Linked DNA regions of Homo sapiens: region 2 is linked to region 1. Evidence: chromatin contacts called from ENCODE Hi-C or POLR2A ChIA-PET data. All regions are on one chromosome and are shown on one strand. The core of a region is the stretch at or near the end of the contact, and the rest is flanking DNA. Distances in the headings are between cores, read along the strand shown. Region 1 overlaps PMEPA1 (prostate transmembrane protein, androgen induced 1). Region 2 has its middle 120 kb from the start of LINC01742.

The links. A loop is a pair of places that touch in the nucleus more often than their neighbours do. ChIA-PET counts read pairs that join two places held with the same protein, here RNA polymerase II (POLR2A). Pooled maps may share reads with other maps.
Region 2: a map of MCF 10A shows a loop between it and region 1 (2.7-fold over the local background). The contact joins two enhancer-like sites. A Hi-C loop is called at or near these places in 2 of 168 maps with a recorded cell type or tissue (MCF 10A and chondrocyte) and 2 of 50 pooled maps. POLR2A ChIA-PET finds 5 or more read pairs at or near these places in 1 of 52 experiments (PC-9).

What each region holds. Positions count from the first base shown.
Region 1 is chr20:57,693,347-57,696,745 of GRCh38, reverse strand. The region is part of intron 1 of PMEPA1 (prostate transmembrane protein, androgen induced 1); the gene reads left to right. Among named protein-coding and RNA genes, the nearest start is that of PMEPA1, 15 kb to the left of the region's middle. RefSeq lists enhancers at 1-431, 3,120-3,399. Within about 2 kb of position 1,570, at least 9 of the 41 ENCODE cell types and tissues checked have a DNase peak (open chromatin) inside an H3K27ac peak, as active enhancers do.
Region 2 is chr20:57,877,932-57,881,330 of GRCh38, reverse strand. No RefSeq gene overlaps it. Among named protein-coding and RNA genes, the nearest start is that of LINC01742, 120 kb to the left of the region's middle. Within about 2 kb of position 1,475, at least 7 of the 41 ENCODE cell types and tissues checked have a DNase peak (open chromatin) inside an H3K27ac peak, as active enhancers do.

The sequences.
Region 1 (3,399 bases), core at 321-2,820:
TAGACTCAGAGCGGAGTTGAGGGTGGGGTTCAGGAACAAAGACAAGAAAGGGGAGAATCTGGGAGGCAGTCAGTATTTAGGGAATGAACCCAACACCCAACAGCTTTGTCTCCTTGTTTTTCTGGGTTCTTGCCGGTGACGTCGCGGCTTTTTGAACCCTAGCAATTCCTACTGACAGTGGCAGGTGCTCACTGAGCTCTTTGCACACCCTGTCTCACTAATCCTCATGGCAACCCCATCGCATGGAGGAGGTGGAGCTAAGTCACCTGCCAGGGATTGCCCAGCACACCGCAGAGCAGGATTTGAACTTGGGCTGCAGTGTCTTGGCACAGGGTGGGAGGGAGAGTCACAGAGAAGCGGGACCCTTTGCCAGCCCATGGTTGAAGGGGAAAGTTCTAGACACAAGGTTTTCCTGGCATTCCTGGAGCCCCAGGGGCGCCCAGGCTCATACCTCTTTCTTCCTGAAGCCTGTGCCTCATTTGTCTAGGCAGGGACGAGCCCACCTTCCCCTGAGCCTCAGAACCGCCTGTCACTTGGTTTAAGGGATGGGCTGGTTGGGGGCCTCTGCTCCTTCCTCCTCCTCCCATCCTCCACACACTTCCCTCCTTGGAAGGGTGCCAGCAGCGATCCCTGGGGCTCAGAGCAGGAGGGAGCAGAAATTGTCGGTAACAGGTTGCAGCTGAAGGGAGAAAGTGGTCCCTGTGACCAGTGAGGTGCTTGGGCAGGATCTGAGCTCCCCAGGAGGGGTGAGGAGAGAGTCCAGAGAACATCTGGACTGGAGGGACCCTCTCTAGCCTTCTTCAAAATGCAGTGGTTCTCAGTCCTGGCCACACATTAACACCACCTGAGGGGCTGTGGCAGCACCCCAGACCCACTACCTCTGGGATGGGGCCGGGCCATCTGGGTTTCCTAAAGCTCCCCAGGTAATTCCAGGGTGTGGCAGAGTTAAGCCCGCTAAGCTGCCCTCAGCCCCAAGCTTGCAGATGGGTAAGTTGAGGTCTGGTGAGGGGGAGGAGGAAACTCAGGCCACTTTTCAGCCACAAAATCCTTCTGGTGCTAATCAGAGGAGTACTGCTAGGCCAGGCCCAGTGGCTCACACCTGTAATTCTAGTAGTTTGGGAGATGGGTTTTCACCATGTTGGCCAGACTGGTCTCGAACTTCTGATCTCAATTGATCTTCCTGCTTCAGCCTCCCAAAGATTACAGGCGTGAGCCGCTGCGCCGGGCCAGGCCTGCAGTTTTAAGCAGGGCAGACGGATTGTGAAAGGGCCAAGCTGGGCTGGAGGTCCGATTCTCTAGCGGTGAAATGCCAGGTGCTTCAGCGGGGAAAACATTTTGTAACCTGAATCTGGGCCCGTAACGGGTACCAGAGACCTGGGTGTCTGTCCCAGCCCCAGCCAGGGGGCCCAGGATAGTGGCAGAGCCTTGGAGACTGGACAGACTCCAGCAGCTCTGGGGCTGGGTTGGCCCATCAGCCGCTGTTGCCAGCCCCGCTGGGCTCCAGCCCAGAGCCACCGCCTGCCCGCCTCACCTGGCCTGCATTCCTTTGCAGGGAATGAGGATGTGGGTGACCCCAGACAGGTATGAATCATGTCTTGGGGAGGTGGTTACTCAGAGGCGGCAAACGCCGAGGCTGCCTTCCTCCCAGACAGCGTGGACCTCAGTGTGGAGCTTCGTGTCCTGGGCTTGGGGCATGGCTGCTGAGGTGGGTGTTTGAAGGGCCTCATTGGAGTGAGATGGGCTGACAGGCAGTGGTCCCTCTCCCCTTGACTCTAGCATGCTCTGAAGAAGAAGAAGAAAAGAGCAGTGTGGCTGTGGCACCGGGATACCAGGTCACAGTCATGGCAGCCTCACTTACCGGCTTTGTGGCTCTCAGGCCTATTTTTCATCTAGAGATAGAAGTGCTGGGAAGCAGTCCTGACTTCCTCCTGTTGTGAGGGCAGCATGGACCCCCCTCCCCTTATTTCCTGAATGCCTACCATGTGCCAGGCACAGCACCACATGCAGCCCTGCAAGAGCTACTAGACTTGTCTTACATGGCGCTACATGCAACCCTCCAAGAGCTACTAGACCTGTTTTACAGATAAATAGACTGAGGCTCAGAGGGCAGAAGTCAATTGCCCAAGGGTGCATGACTCGTAATTGGCCCCACTGGATGTCCAGCCCACTGCACCCATCTGTGTCCTAGCCACCCTCCCATGTCAGTTCCAAGAAATCTATAAACCCGAAGCAAACGGTAGCACATGAGAAAACTGGAGATGGCACGTGGATGGTCATTTAAAATTTAATAGTTCCGTACTCATGTGAATGTATGTTAGGAAAAATATAACAAGCACATTGTCGATTTCGTGAGTATTATTGCTTAAGATCGGGTTAAGTAATAAGTAAACCAATTGAATATTTTATTTCAGTTGAAAAGAAAAATACTGAAGAATTTTAATGCCTTTAATGGGGTACTTGAGTATGGCAAAAATCGGGAAGGCTGAGAGTGTCATTTGGGAGCTGTGTCCCAAGTCCCTCGTGGGCCTTTAATCAGCAGTTACAGATCTGCAGCTCCTCCTGTAGGATGGAAGCACTTTGCTCTTTGGCCTTTTGAGGTCACCCAGCTATTTGAAGGTCAGGGGCAACTCGATTCTAATGAGATCAAGGTCACAGGGTCATGTTGCCCCCAGGAAAGTGGGAGATGGAGTTCTGTGGTCCAGGCTGTGGCCCTGCTGCAGGGCTGGGAGGTGGAGAGGTGTGGACAGAGAAGGACCTCCCATCCTCACCGGCAGAGAAAGCTCAGAGATGCTCCCAGCTGGTGATGAGGCTCCAGCCTGAATCTCAGCCTGCTGCTGATGATGGAGAAGCCAGCACTTCACTGAGTACTTCCTTGGTGCCCCGTCACCACCCAACACCTCCTCACAAGGCTTGCAGAAGAGCCTGCTGAGACTCAGAGTGTCTGTATCCTGCCCCAGGTCGCAGCTGTGTGGCATCCTGATCTCTGTGTATTTTAACCAAGATCTCGATGTTCCCTTTTTGTAATGGAAAAAAAAAATCTCCTTAATTTAATTGTTCTGTGATGTCTGAAATGGGTGGATATTCTGCAGAATAGGTCTGTGACTTATTATTTAGCCTCCTCATGTACCTTTTTAGCTCTGGGGAGAAAGACAATTGGAAGCAAGTGAAGAAAAGGGCTCAGGTGTGTCCCAGCCCCAGGCCTTGCAGTTACACCTGCCACCTGCTGGCCGCCACCGTCTGCTGGCCCCCACCTTCGACTTTTACTGCTAGGAAAAGTCCCGGGGCGGGGAGGTGTTGGGGAAGTTCTGCCGCCTGTCTGGCTTGTGGTTTGGCAGACCTTCCTGGATGCAGGTCTCGGATCCTGGGCTTGAGTCTCATCCTACAAGAACTAGGGGGAAA
Region 2 (3,399 bases), core at 226-2,725, 180 kb before region 1:
CCTCCTACCCAGGGGGTTCAGTGTGGAACACGGATTGCCAGGAGGCAGAAGGTGATTTCTTGGGTTAAGGAAGATGAAAGGTGAGAGGGGGCCCTAGGGAAGGCTCCACGGAGAGTCGTAAAGGACTGAATCTTTCGTGTTACTCTGCACCGTAAAGAATAGAGACCACAGACGGCCAGTGACTCCAGACCCGGACCTCCAATGCACCCTGAGGACAGACTAGAGGTGACTGTGACAGAGTGACTCTCCTCCCAAATCTGCAGACACCAAGTAGAGAGTTGTGGATTTCCACTGTGCATGCAAATGGGGTTTGAAACAGTCTTCTCTTAGGACACAGGGAGATGGCAGCTGATACCTGAATCCCATTTCTACCCTCACCCAGAAGCTGTTGGCAAAAGTTTGTGGACAAAGCAAATGAATAAACAAATGGCCAGGGGGTGGCCCAGTTCCCTGGATGTCTGTTCTTGCAAGTTTTCTTTTTCATGTTCATGAAGAAAAAAGGGGAAAATATCAGAATACTAAGAAAGACCCTCCCCTCCATTCAAACCTCCAAAGCTAGATTTAGTGTCCCAACACAGGCTGACTGGTTTGAAGTAAGATTTTGGCAAACAAAGTGCACTCCCTCTCTGTCTGGGTAGGGAGCTCCCAGAAAAAGAAGGCAGCAGGACTTAATGGCTTGAGGGAGGGGAAGGCACTTACTGAAAGGCCTGTGTCAAGACAGACCAGGACCTTGGAGACATGCAACTCAGGGGAGAAGTGGACACTACAGGGTCACCCAAGCAGGGATGGCCGCCTTGCACCCCCACAGACAAAAGAAGCAATTGGGAACTGCACCGGGAACCCAGGGCTGCCTCTGGACTCCATTTTCTGGCAGTACTCAATTTGCACTTGGAAAAAAAAATAAAAAGAAAGGGCCTAGGAATGAAGGGGATGGAATGAATTATCCAGCAGATCAGACACTTCGGTTTAAGCCCACGACCTTGCAGAGTCTTGCGTGAAATCTTACAAGCAACATAAACAGAGTGGCGGCCAACCCCACCACCAGAAATATTCAATAATAAAACACAGCTGTCGGTGCCGGCATTTCCCAAGCAGACTTTGTCATTCTTGCCATTAGAAATGCTGACAAAGTCAAAAACTGCCAAATGAAAGCCAGTTTTCTTTTCCCCCCAAAGAGAGAGGTTTTTGTGAACTGCAGCCTAAATATTCACTTATAACTTGAACGATCCATAGGAATAATTTAAGACAGAACTTCTTGGAAACTCATTTTGACCAAGTGTTTGTGAGAGACCTTGGCTGATCCTGGCTGGGATCATCACTTTGATTTGAAATCTGTGTCTTGATTATGAAAACGCCCTGGGGTCCCCCTCCTTGGCTCGTGGTGAGGGTAATTAAGCGGGAGCCTTCTTAGCTGACTCTGTGAGATGGAGTTGACACAGTGCTGGCAGTGGATGTTGGCAGGTCTTGTTGGGACTTTATAATAATAAAATCTTACAATCGTTACATCCAAAAAGAAAGACCCAGATGTGGGAGAAGAGAAACATCTGGAGCCACAGCTCGATCCTCTGGCCTCAAAGCCTCCCACTCTCTGGGGTCCCAAAGATGACAGCAGAAATTTTGGCAATAAAAATAAAGCTTTACGAGGGTCGGGGCAGGGAGGGAAGGAAGGCAAAAGACATGAGTTCTATGTGATTCTGTGTTCTTGGGTATTTTTCTCCTTGGGAAGACACTTAGGATTTGCACACACGCATCAAGTCCGGGGTGTGGGCTGTGCAGGGTCGGGGAAACAGGCATGGGAATGAGGGTAGGGATGGATGCAGAGAGGGAGTAAGAAAGAGAACAAGTGAAGCAAGGCAGGGGGTTTCCAGGGACCAGGGAAGATTACGAGTTTTGAGCCCAGAAGATCAATTTATTCAAATCTCTGCCTCTGAGGTCCAAAAAAGTAAAATTAAAGAAACAAACCCCATTAAAAAAATAAGCACAAAAACAAAGGAACCTGGGAGAAACACAGGGGAGGGAAGTCCAGGGCATTGACTGAAAGACTCAGGAGATGTTTCCACAGAGGTGACATTCAGGCTGGGCCATTCAGGGATGTGTAGGAGTTTTCCAGGCAGACTGAACCACAGATGCGAAGTCTCAAAGGCATCGGAGAGCCCAGCCTGAACCTCAGGCTGAATGTGGCCCTGAGCTCTGGGAACACAATGACATGAGGCATCACACCTGCTTCTCTGAGTTCGGCTCTCCTGACACAGCGTTGCCACGGTGCCCAGCCAGACCCTCCCCAGCAAGTGTTGCCCCAAGCCCCTGGGGTCCTCTTCCTCCTCTTCCTTGTGGTCATCACAACCCCATCTCTGTGGTGAGAGTCTGGGTGGGGGTGGCATTTGGAAGCATATTTGGGGTTTGGGAGTGAGCATGAGGGGCACTCGCTGGGATCCAGTGCCATCACATGCCAATCAGCTCAACCTGCTTTGGGGTCAGCCACCTCCCCTTGCAGGTCAGAGTAATCCGGGTGTCGTCAGCCAGTCTAAAATCAGAAGGAGGCCTCAGAACAGAGGCTGGGGACTCTGAGAAGGTGCTGGAACAGAGTGTGGGTGTTCTGGCTTCAGGATGCTGCAGCAACCTTTACCTTTCAGGGCTGGTAGTCTACCAGGGCCAGAAGGTCCTTCTCCAGGTAGGAGACACCATGAGATTCTCCAGAACATGGAGTCAGAAGGATGGTGCCCCAACTGCCTTCCCACTTAGCCACGCCATAAAGAATGTTCCTTTCTTTCCCTGAGAAAAGAATGATTCTCACTGCTGATAAGCTTTTATTTTGTGCAGAGAACAGTCTTGTTTTAAGCCGTGATAAGCCAGAAGTCCTCAAGCTGAAAAACTATGTTAAATTCACAAATAAATAAGAGAGTTTTTTTTCATTTTTTGTTTTTTATTTGTCAAATGGCTTCTCTTGTTAAAATGATGCTCAGAACTTCCTGGTGTTTGGAGCATATTCTATATCTTGAAATAGTGCTTACACAGGTGTACTCATTTGTTAAAAGTCGTTAAACTGCAGACTTAAAATGTGCACATTTAATGTATGTAAGTTACAATTATCTTACACTGTCTTCTTCGTGGATGATCTTCTGGTCCTGATAGACCACAAGCCCTGTGAGGCAGATGTTGCTGCAGCGTCCTGAGGCTGGAACACCTGTGCCCTGTCTGGTGCCTTCCAAAAGCTCCCCCATTAAAAGAAAGTTTAATATCATGTCCTTTTGGTTAAATATAGCCATGTCAGCTTTGAACAACTATAGGCTGGGTCTCAAAGTGGCTCCTACCTTTGCCGGCTCTTCTTCCTACTGTTTGCCATTTAAGTACGATTAAATTTCACCAAAGTGCTCAGAGAAACCAGACAAAACCTGGTCC